Linked DNA regions of Mus musculus: regions 1 and 3 are each linked to region 2. A link is a loop called in an ENCODE intact Hi-C map of the cell type or tissue named here. Cell type or tissue: left cerebral cortex. All regions are shown on one strand. Region 1 has its middle 38 kb from the start of Plaat1. Region 2 has its middle 110 kb from the start of Mb21d2. Region 3 has its middle 50 kb from the start of Plaat1.

Region 1 (4,000 bases), 140 kb before region 2:
TCTGGTTAATTGGGAGAAATGAAATAGTTAATTGCAACAAAGAGTCCTCTCCTTACCAACACACACACACACACACACACACACACACACAGAGAGAGAGAGAGAGAGAGAGAGAGAGAGGAGAGAGAGAGATATTATTAAATATGTATATGCATGTATGAGCAGAATCTTATACAAATTTCTATTATAAAATGATACAAAGAGCAGGTAAAACTTGCCTTAGGCCCTCAGTGGACAAATGGCCTGAAGCTTGGGACTCTCTCCATTACTCTGAGTTAATATCAAGCATACATTTTTTTATATAGAAAAGGTTATTTGTCTCATGACCTCAGAGTTATCTTCATATTGTAAAATAAAAAGCCAGAGACTTAATCCCTAGAGAGAACCATCTAAAACCGAAATTCAAGCTCAGATTTACCATGGCTTTAAGCAAACACACACACACACACACACACAAATTGAGAAAAATCTGTTTATTTTACCCTTACCTTTATAGTAGTTAGAATCACAAAAAGCATTAAGAATAATGTAAATGATGGCTCAGCAACCATCAAGTTCTATTCCGGTTCAGATCACAGTGTGAAGTTGGTGTTCCTGGTCTGTAGGTCCACTCTTGTCCATGTCATCTGTGCATATGTATTTAACAGTACATTGAGCCTCTCACTGTGACTGACAGGATCAGGCAGGGGTTTGCCAAACCACTGACTCATAAAAGGAAGCAAGGAGCAGGGCCTTCTCTTTCTCAAGAGCCTTAGTTGGCAACAGCGCCAGTCTCACTGAGTTGCTCTTGAGGCTGTATTTATTGCCACAAAGGTCTGGAGAACAGGTCCTAACTTCCCACCTAAGAAACCAATTGCCAGAGGAAATTAATTTGGTAAATGGACATATTGATCTTAGCAAACAGACAAAATACTATGAAAGCCAGATCATAGGACCTATAGACAAGTTAATTTAAAGGCATTATATTAAAAAATACATAATATTTTTTAATTAGTTGAAAATTTCACACAGTGCATTTGATTCTATTCATCTCACACACTTTCCTCCCATTCCTCCCAAGGCCATCCTCTCTCTCCTCCTGTTTTTCTAAACATATATTAATCTATTTCTGTAATCTCTATAATTTGATGCGTTGGCATCACTGAAGGGACTATAGCACTCGGAAATCGACCAATTCCTAGAGGTTGTAAGTATCTTACCCAGGGGCATGGTTTCTGGTAGCCAATACAGAATCCACACACTCCAACCACCACTTCTCTGAATGGTCACTGACTATCCACCTGCCTTAATGACTCTCAGGGTCTCCAGAAACAGAACTAACAAGATGGGTGTATAGAAAGACAAAGTTTACCTTTCTTGTTCAACCTATTCCTCCATCTTCTGTCTCTTAGCTGAGGAAATACTTGGACTTTTGTGTCTCTTACTGAGCCCAGTCCTCTGACTGAATGATATTTCTCTTCTGGCCTTTCCTTCTCAGAGACGGGCTTGCTCAGTGTAAGGGTCCTGACAGACTTTACTTGGCCTTGACTCTGGGAGGTACTGGCAGTTCAATATTTGCTAACTCCTGCTTAAAGACTGAGGATTTTCTGTTTTCTGTTCTTACCATCCACCCAGCCATCCAATTCCTCATTCAAAACTGTGACGTATTTACCATGTGTCAAAGGCTATGTTGGACTCTTGCAATTGAGCAGGTCCTTACTGTCATTAAATGTACACCGTAATGATAGAAGCAACTTAAAAAAAGAAATTTCATAGAAAATGGTCCAGGCCAGGCTATAATAAGTAGAGCGAACAGCATGTTGTGGGAGTGTGGTGGTGCCCAGCTCACTTCCTTTCCACTTCCTTCATCTGTAATTCCTCCTATCATTTGTCTGTCCCTCTGCCTCACTTGCACGCCTGTGCCGCTGCCTCCACCACCATTCAAGGGTCTCCTCCTGGCTTTCTAGGGTTTTTTTCACATGGAATGAAGTCCCTGGAGATCGGTCAGGGATTCAGTGAAAGAGGTTTAAGCAGGATTTTGAGCAGCTAAGCTTCGTGTGTAAAATCTGTGTTGGGATAATGAGCTATCTGCACACACATACCATCTATTATAGAAGAGGAGAGAAAAGCCTGCTGTAACTGCTCTCTTTGGGAATAACCGGGGAGATAGGACAAAGTAATAACAACACACTCTTGGCCCAGCACCATGAAATTAAAAACGTTTGTGTGAAAATATGAACAAGGGACACATGTTACACTCCCACACACACATATAAAAGAGATGTGAGCCAATGTGCTAGAAATACGAATAAAAAACAAACACTTTTGCCTGAATAACCAGAGCCATGAAAAATAGCGGTGTGAGCCAGAGTGCCCAGGAAAATCAGACAGGGTAAGAGCCTTAGGTGCTTCCTGTTTTGGTTGTTGTCCAACATTCCCTCAAAGGAACCCAGAGTAGCCATCTTGGTGTGCTGGACATCTCTTTCTCTTGTTTCTGCAACAGATATTTATGCAGTGCCTGCATATGCCAGACTCTGCTGGGATGAGGGATGACTGTTGAGTCTGAAGGCCATGATCAGTAACACCATAGAGTTTGTACGCCAGTAGCTACTAAGACTGATGCTAGAGGTAGGCAAAGGGGATCAGTGGATAGTCATGGTACTTGTAACACTGACATGCAGGCGCAAAGGACATTACCTTTATTTTTTTGCATATGTGTGTAGTATACATGTATTTTTGTGTATTCAAATGTATATGGGCATATGTATTCATGTATGTGTAGTGTATATGCATATGTGTGTATTTACATGTGTATGGACATATGTGTATGTGGGAAGCCACATGTACGTGCCGTTGCAGGGTGGCGCTGGCTACCACTGGCCACCACACATACATAGCCAGTAAAGTTTTTTTTTTTTTTGCCAAGATGAGGTTTTGAGAATTAACCAATCAGATGAGAGACAAGTTAACCAATCAGATGAGAGACAAGTTAACCAATCAGATGAGTGACAAGTTAACCAATCAGATGTAGGCATGCAAATGAGGTGGTAAGCATAACCCATGCATAGCCAATCCGGGTGTGAGACATGCCTCTTCTAGGCCTTTATAAGCAGCACCAGTTCTGGGCTTGGTGTCACTTCGCCTCTGCAATCAAGCTCTCCCAATAAATGTGTGTGGAAGAATCCTGTTGCAGCGTCGTTCTTGCTGGCAAGTCAGGGCGCACACAAGATGTGTAGAAGTGTATGTGTAGTATGTATGTTGTATGTGTATGTGTGTGTTCACATGCTTATAGATATGTGTGCAGGAGTGTCTGTGCATGCACGAATACATGTGCGTGTGTGTGTGTGTGTGTGTGTGTGTGTAGGCCAGAGGTTGGCATTGGCTATCTTCTATTATTCGAAGATTCTTTACTAAGGTACGGGTTTTCATTGAACTCAGAGCTCACCGATTTGACTGGTTTAGCTAGTCTGCTTTGTGCCCAAGGATTTCATCTCAGCCTCCTAAGCACTGATTACAAGCAGGCTGTGTCACTGCCTAACCATTTATATCCAGCTGAGCATCTTAATGCACCCTCGTGCTCTCATGGCCAGAACTTTATCCAGTGAACCATCCCACATCCTTACCTGTTTTGGTTTTATTAAATGTACTTTCTTCACTCTACAGAAGAAAGTGATGTTTTCAGGACTTAAGCCTCTTGCCCCAGACAGCGTAAATGGCAGTCTTTGCTGGTGTTCGTAGGTATAACAAGGGTGCTATTGAAGCTTCCAAAACAAGAAAGTGGAAGCCAATAGCCCTGCAAGGGAAAAACACAATAGTCCCTATTTCTAAATCAGAACAGTAAGTGGCTATAAACTGGAGGCAATAGGAGATGAGTCCTACCTAAGGTCTGTGGCTAGTGAGGCATGGAACATCAAAAGAGAGAAAATGAAATTTATGAGCAGGCATTAGCCCCACCCCGGCATCTTCTGGCCCGGCATCTCCTTCTCTCCTGCTGCATCTCTTTTCCTTGTGCTTTCCTTTG
Region 2 (4,000 bases):
TCCTCTTGCACCTATCCCAGCTTAGAATTTTAGTGCTCTGGGGACTGTTTTATACATTGTTTTAACTTCCTTAAACATGTAGAAATGGAACTATCATGCAGTCAACCTAAACTGCTACTGAGTGCCCCCCATGGTGATGCAGTCAGTATGTCAAAAAGACACTAATATGGACACCTTGATTATCATAGCACTAGTCATATAGCCAACAGACAGAATCAGGTACGGGTCCATAAAGGGATGGCTGCATCAAGAGGTTTTTCTGCTTATGCATTAAGGATTATTCTCTAGCTATAAATAAGAATAGAATTGTATAGGATAGTATGTTACATGAAATAAACTAAGCACAAAAACAATTACCTCACGTTCTCACTCATATGTGGAAACTGAAAAAGTTGGTGTCATGCAGGGCTGGGGTGAAAGCTCAGTTGTCAAATCCCTTGCTGTACTATGAGAGAGACCTGCGTTCCACCAACAAAACCTATGCTAAAAAGCCAGGCATGGTTGAATGTATTTGAATTCCTAGCAGTAGGGGAGGTGGGAACAGAGACAGACTGATCCCTGGAGTGCTCTAACCTAACCCACAAATTTAGCCAATGAGAGACCCTGTCTCAGAATCAAGGTATCTTCAGAAGAATGATACCTGAGGCTGACCATTGTCTTTATATGCACACACATACACATACATACATGCACACATTCACACACACATACATATACATGTACACAGAGAGACACACACAGACACACGCACATACATACACATACATGCATATGCATGCAGACACACACACACATACATACACACACACATACACACACAAACACATGCCATATGTGTGCAGACACACACACACATACATACACACACACATACACACACAAACACATGCCATATGTATGAAGTAAAGGATAGGATAGTGGCCATCTTTAATATAGGAAGGAGACGAATAAGCCAACGCAAACTGGTTGTATAACATGTATCAGAATATAATTACATAAGAGTACAGGTGCTCATATTCTACAGCACTAGATAGGATGGATAGGGTGAGCACAGTTCACAGCAATTTAGGACTTCTTTTAAAAAGAGCTACAAGAGAGGAACTCAAAGTCTCTAACAAATAAATGATAAAGGAGAAAAAATGCTAACTGCCTGATTCAATCATTACACATTATATATATATATATATATATATATATATATAGAGAGAGAGAGAGAGAGAGAGAGAGAATTATCATACTCTACCTCTTAAGTATGCAAAATTATTATGTTAATGAAATATCTTAATGAAGATACAACATAAAATACTAATACAAATTAAAATGAAAAACTTTATGAGTCCCTTGAGTAGAGAAAGCTATATATTTTTCTACAACTACTTTACTTTTAATTTTTTAAGTTTATTCATTTTATGTCTATGAGGGTTTTGACTTGTGTATTTCCATGAACCACGTGCGTAAGTGGTGCTTACAAAAGCCAGAATTAGATAACAGATCTGGACTTGGAGTCAGATACCTGTGAAATGCATGTAGGTACTGGGAATTGAACCCAGGTTCTCTGGAAGAGTAGTCAGTGCTCTTAATCACTGAGCCATCTCTCTATCCCTAACACCTATTAATATTATTAAGCTGTTTAGAACAGCTGTTCTCAACTTGTGGGTCTTTAGTCCTTTTTTGGGGGGGTTAAATGATCCTTTCACAAGAGTTACCTAAAACCATCAGAAAATACACATATTTACATTACAATTCATAACAGTAGCAAAATTACAGTTATGAAGTAACAACAAAAACAATTTTATGGTTGTAGGTCACCACAAAGGGTTGCAACATCATGAAGGTGAAGAACCACTGTTTTAGAAAGTGCTGTGTTACCTGGGTGTGGTTGTGCACACGCTTAACCCTAGCACTCATGAGGCAGAGGCTCTGTGAGTTTAAAGCCCAGGCTACAGAGTGAGATCTTGTCTCCAAAGGGAAGAAACAGAAGCAAGGGAGGAAGGGAAGGAAGGAGGGAAGGAGGGAAGGACGAAGGAAGGGAATATGAAGTAAGACATAGATCCTTTTCCCCAAGGAACTTAGGATCTAGGGCTGAAGATTATATAAATGAAAAGAAGTCACATTACAAAGGAAGTACAGATGGGTTTTCTGTGGTAAGGAGCTGACTTCCAGCTGGGAAGAACAGAGAATAGCTCCGAGCACAGGCCTCATTCTACCTGATATAGAAATGTGAAAATGAAGCTCAATGCCAGCAAGCAAGCACGGACACCCACATGCAGCCACACACTCTAGGAGAGTTCTCAAACCACCACCATTCAAGGACGGGTAGGAACCATGTGTCTTTAACAGGCTGTATTATTTCTCTGACCTTGTCTCCTATAAAGTAAAGGGAGTGGAGTATGTGTAAGGCTTGCCGGTGAACTTGTCAGCCATTGGTCACCCCCTTGTCTTCAGCTCTGGTAAACTCTACAGGCAAAGAGTTAGCATGTGATTTCCAAAGAACGCTGTTCTATATAAATAGACATTGAATCCATGTACAATTAAGCATCCGCTAATAAAACTATGCCAATTATATTCTCGGGCAAGTACAAATGAAGTAGCATTAAGTGAAACTCTAAGCTAAGAATTATTACATACACACTGTAATTCTCATCGTGGTTAGATGGAGAAAGACTCAAATGAAACAAATAGCTGTTTTAAGCACAATGGTTAAAGGTATAATTTCTTGTGAAGTCAATTTAACAATAAATTCTTTTTCTAATGGAAATGCCATTGTATTTCCATCTCATTTAGAGTAAGCATCCAAACCGAGCAGAGAATAAAGATTCCTCCCATGTGATCTCATCTCCCCCCTGCGGGGGATGGGGGCAACCAGTTCATGCAGATTGTTAGAATACGTTCAGATTTTTAATGCATATACTGTTGGTGGGTAGTTAAACATTTTTCTCCATAAGTGGAGCCATGTTCTTTATCCAGTTCTATAATCATAGTTTTGTTTTTAATGTGACTAGCTTGTTACAGTGGAATAAACAGCATATTCTTACAAAACCTTCAAACAGGGAATAACAAATTCAGAGTCAATGTTAAAGTCGAAATGCAGATGCAACAGAGAATTTTCTTAATTGCTATCAAGGTTCCAAGCAGGTGGTGCCCTGTGCAGCAGCCTAGCCACAAGGACTTGTCCTCCAAGCTTGGGAGAGAGGTCAGTGAGGGAACTCTGACTAGGTTGGGGGGAGGGGACCATTCCTTCAGCCCCATCTGTCATTTTGCGCCTAACCTGTCAAGACAAGGCCCAGTGGAGTTCTCTATAATGAGAGAGGAGGGAAGGTGCCGCTTTTTAAATTAATCAGATGTGGCACCCACCGAGTCCATAAGTGAGGCGCACAAAGGTGGCGCGCATAAACCGCCAGAGCCACAGCAGCCCCCACAGACTTGCCTCCGATGCTCTGCTTTCCCGGGCCCACTGCAATCCCGCCTCACCAGGTCTCCCTGCCCGTGTGCCTTCCCTCCCGAGGGAAGCATCTCAGAGAGAGGAGGTTATTGTCTCATTATCTTTGTGTCGTTCTAGCCAACAGGACTGTGGTTTTCCTGTGGTCACATGGCAGGCAGTGCTGATCCATTAGAGCTAGGCGGGCTGGGAAGGAGGGGAAAAGCCAGCTTGCTCTGCTCTCCAACTGCTCTATTAATGAAGTACCGTGAGATGGGAGTGGGGCAACAGGTGATGCTCTCTTAGAGATCAGAGCCTGAGGGATAGATGGAGGATGCCAACCTTGAGTCACAGCATCTGACAAATGCTCTACAGAAATACTTGCTGGCATAGGCCCCTAGGTTTGGAAGCCTGTGTACACTGTTCGCTGTAGGTATGCCATGGTGAGGCTCCTGTGTGCATGACACTTGTGATGCGGTGTGATAATGGAAAACTAAGCAAAGCCCCTTAGGTTATAGAGCCTGAACTTCTTCAGTAGATGCTGATGTGATCTGGCAAGATCCTCTCCCATTTCTTTCACAA
Region 3 (4,000 bases), 120 kb before region 2:
AAAGAAAATTAATAACTATAACTATTAAAATGGAGGGAATGATTGTTCGCAACGTGCTAACATTTTACTCTTGTGGTCCCCTGAAATGTCACTAATTGTCACAACAGTGTCCTGCAGAGCGAAAGCACAGCATTCAGAACCACACGGTGTGTGCTGTTTTATCATTTCATTTGGAACACGCTCGTGGCCTTAATTATTCTCAAGATTACACTGTAGTCATTTTGTAGAATATGCCTCTGTTTAGATTCCTGTGTTGTTGGTTTTTCAATTAGACTTGAGGTACTCTTCTCTGGCAGAAAAAACCTGCAGAGGCAATGCCATAAGCCTCTCACCTGCCTCTGAGCTGACGCCACACTATTTTCAATCTGATGCATTACCTCTGATGTCCACATCGATCATTTGATTAAAATCTGCTGTGCTTATACATTGTAGGGTTACAGTTTTCCTTTAAAAATCATTTTATTATTTGATATGTATGGGTGTTCTGTCTTTCTGTCTGTGCACCGTGCGCCTGGTACGCTGGGTAGCCAGAAGACTTCAGATCTTCTGGAACTGAAGTTACAGATGTCTGGGTGCTAGGAACCAAGCCCAGAACTTCTGGAAAGACAAGAGCTCTTGACCCCTGATCCATCTCTCCAACTCTCTCTCTCTAGTAAAACGAATTTGTGGTCTGGGTTCTGAAACTATGAACACATGTTGGTTTTCCATATAATTCTGTTATATCAATTGATTCTTTTCAGACATTTTTTCCACAAACCTTTTTTTATTTTTGTCATTACATATTTTGATTCTTTCTACCTTTTTGATGGCCAGTCTTCAGACACTACCTCCATTTCCTAAAAACATTAGGTGCCTCAAGGCTGTGACCTACCTTGTCCAGCTGATGCCACCCAGTAGTTTCAGAAGTAAATGGTTCAGAGAGGAAAGAGGGGAAGAAACAAAGCTGACAAAGTTCAAAGCTTTGACAACCAAGCTGATCTCTGCCTTTGCTCTCCTACCCACTGTGTCAGCCTTCATAGGAAAAAAAATACTGACCCTCAGCTGATGTTAATGTAGGCAGTAGCAAGAAGGAACTTGGAAGTTTGTTCCACCATTGCTGTCCAGAAGTTGCAGTAAATATGTCCCCAGCAACCAGAGGTTTTGTGGGTTCTCTGTGACAGTTATTCCTTTGTCCCCTTTTCTTTATCCCCTTGCCCTATGTAGTAACAAACCTATCTGTAGGGAGCCATTCTGGACTTCCTGGTCAGCAGGATGGAAATCTGCTCCAGGCAGTAGACAAGCCCATATTTGGTGGATGGCTCCCCCTTAATCCTTGATTGGCTGAGCAAGCCTGCCTGGTGAGGTGATGTGACCTGTGGTGATTGGGGGGGGGGGGGGGCGTGGTTGTGGCTGGAGTGAAAAACACTTGTAACCAGAGAGGCTGGGGGATTTGAAAGTAGCTGCCTGAGTAAACTGCTTAAAGAAGAACTGGTGGTGGTTGCATATTTCTTGCTGGTCGAGTGGGATGCGACACCTATCAACTAGAGCAGTGACAAAAATCTGTGTCAAGGCCTTTGAAGATGGAAAATGTAGTGGAATTTTAAGACTTTTCTATAGTTGGCTCTGGGAGTGGGTACAAGAGGAACCATAGACAAGTAGAGAGACTATGGAAAGGCTGACGAACCTCAGTTTCTGACATCTGGGGAAAAGGGAAAGATAGAGGAATACCTGGGTGATCTCACAGCTTAAGAAGCAGTCACTTGGCATCTTCTCCACAGAGGTTCACACTGTCCCTGAAAGGTGACAATACTTGACCCTTTCTCCTTTCAAAGATACTACTGTTTCTACATAAAAGCATAACTTGAGTATCATAAAAGTGTGGCTTTGTTTCATCTTTGGGACATGATTTTCCAGGTTTTACATTTCTGATTTGTTGTAATTTTTTACTAACTATGTACTTTGCAGTAATAGAAAATTATAAATCTGAAAGAAATGTGTCAATAGTAAAATTATGGATAAAGAACCAGATATTTTATTTGGCTATTGTGCCACCCTATTCCATACTGGGGTGTAGTGCTGCTTTCTGTAAATGAGGAAATCTTGGATGAGTTACTAGGGAGATGTTTTATTTAGGCATGCAGTTCAGCATCTGCTGTTAGATGATGATGACATTTCTACAACATGGCACAGGTCCCTGTACCTCTTCCTAGCTTTCCTTACAGACACAGTCCTGATCTGACTCATGTGGCACAGGGTAGGGCAAGAGAGGTGGGTTTCAGCTCTTCCTTGAACATGAAAGTATAATGTTAACCCACACAAATCCTATTTTATCACTTTGTCTTGGGAAAGAGATGAAATGACCTGTAAATAGTAAAACTCCTCCAGTTTGCTATTCTAGGAGCTACACAACAAGTGAAATATTTTTCTCAAGGCCATTAGTAAATGAGCAGGAAGAGTTCCCTTCCAGCTTCCTTACCAAATTTCATCTACTAAGCCATGGAACTCTGTGTAAATGAGTTTCTAAAACTGAGGTAATTGGGGTTTATTAAATTACAAGGTAATATTAAATTAAGAAATTCAGAGCCAGAACTGGCCATCTTTAGTAACCTGCCAAGGATCCCAGTGTGGAACCAGGACACCAATTGAGCCATAAAACCTTTGACCTCTACCTTCTCTGCCGGCAAGATGTCCTGGGGCAATGTTTGTAGCCAGTCTTTGCTACTTTCTGAGTTCTTCTTTCTCTCATTCTCTTTCTATCCTTTCAAACCCCTAGTACTAGATAGGAGAGAAAAGAGGATAGAAAGGAGAGGAAAGAGATGCCTGTATAAAGTCAGAGATCAGAAGCGGGGCAATGTTATTGTTAGATTACTTCCTGCTGATTATGGGCACTGAACTCCTTGGGGCAAGTTTGATGTTCACGATCAGGATATCAGATTTCTTCCTTTTGTTGTTTCTTCTTTGCTTACCAAAATACAATCAACTACAACCAATAGCAATCAAGAACAACCAAAAAACAACCAACCAACCAACATCCAAGGAACAACTCACCCTGCCTCTTGGTGAGAGGCGTTGTTACATTTATATACCCTCTTAAGGTCTCCAGAATTACAATTGTCACACAATCATAGAATCTACAGCTGGCAAAATCATGCCCCTGCCATAGCACTAGGCAAAGCATAGTCTGCTGCCGTGAACAGTCTGAAGTAGCCTCAAATCCCACATCGGGGATCAAAATAAAAACATACGCTCATAACATTTCTGTGTTTTACAAAGAAACCAAAACTCCAAAACTGTCACTACAAATGGTGTCTCAGAGTTTGTGAGAGTAGCCATCCAATAACTGTTCTAACTTGAAGCCCAAGCCATGAGAGGGAGCCCAGGCCCAAATAATGCCTGGAGTCTAGAAACCAGAAGCTGGGTGACTCAGATGATTAGAGTAGAACCAAACAAAACTGACCAAAATAAAAAGTCAATGAAATGATTCCTAGGAATATTCTGCTACACGCATACATAGATGCCCAGCCCAATCAACATCAGAGAGGCGTCCTCCAGCAGCTGATGGGAATAGATGCAGAGACCCACACCCAAATATTAGATGGCACTCAAGGAACCCTACAAAACAAGGAGAGGAAAGGTTTTAGGAGCCAGAGGGGTCTAGGACACTGGAAGAACAAATCAACCCACAGAATCAAGTAAGCAAGGCTCATAGAGGCTCACAGAGACTGAAGCAGCAATCATCTGCATAAGTCTGAGCTAGGTCCTCTGCATATATGCTGTAGTTGTTCAGCTTGGGGTGTTTGTAACACTTCTCTAAGAGCTGTAGAAGGGGTGTTTCTGACTCTTATACTTGTTCTTGGGACCCTTTTCCACCTATTGGATTGCCTTGTCTAGCCTTGATGTGAGGATTTGTGCCTAGTCTTTTTGCATCTTCTTTTGCCATGTTTGGTTGAGAGCACTGAGAGCCTGTTCATTTCTGGAGTGGTACAGAGGAACAGTGGATCTGGGGAAGAGAAGAGATAGG

The links. Peaks named below come from ENCODE experiments on the same cell type or tissue, not always from the same donor. Only the 100,000 strongest peaks of a DNase experiment are listed, where the experiment ranks them.
Region 1: it touches region 2 in a loop (2.6-fold over the local background); 2 of 42 quality-filtered maps call a loop at or near these places.
Region 3: it touches region 2 in a loop (2.5-fold over the local background); 2 of 42 quality-filtered maps call a loop at or near these places.

What each region holds. Positions count from the first base shown.
Region 1 is chr16:29,170,147-29,174,146 of GRCm38, reverse strand. No RefSeq gene overlaps it. Among named protein-coding and RNA genes, the nearest start is that of Plaat1, 38 kb to the left of the region's middle. In left cerebral cortex, no CTCF peak of the experiment used is centred here; DNase peaks (open chromatin) are centred at 1,821 and 2,213.
Region 2 is chr16:29,033,940-29,037,939 of GRCm38, reverse strand. No RefSeq gene overlaps it. Among named protein-coding and RNA genes, the nearest start is that of Mb21d2, 110 kb to the right of the region's middle. In left cerebral cortex, no CTCF peak of the experiment used is centred here; a DNase peak (open chromatin) is centred at 2,227; H3K27ac peaks cover 524 bases.
Region 3 is chr16:29,158,040-29,162,039 of GRCm38, reverse strand. No RefSeq gene overlaps it. Among named protein-coding and RNA genes, the nearest start is that of Plaat1, 50 kb to the left of the region's middle. In left cerebral cortex, no CTCF peak of the experiment used is centred here; a DNase peak (open chromatin) is centred at 2,200; H3K27ac peaks cover 484 bases.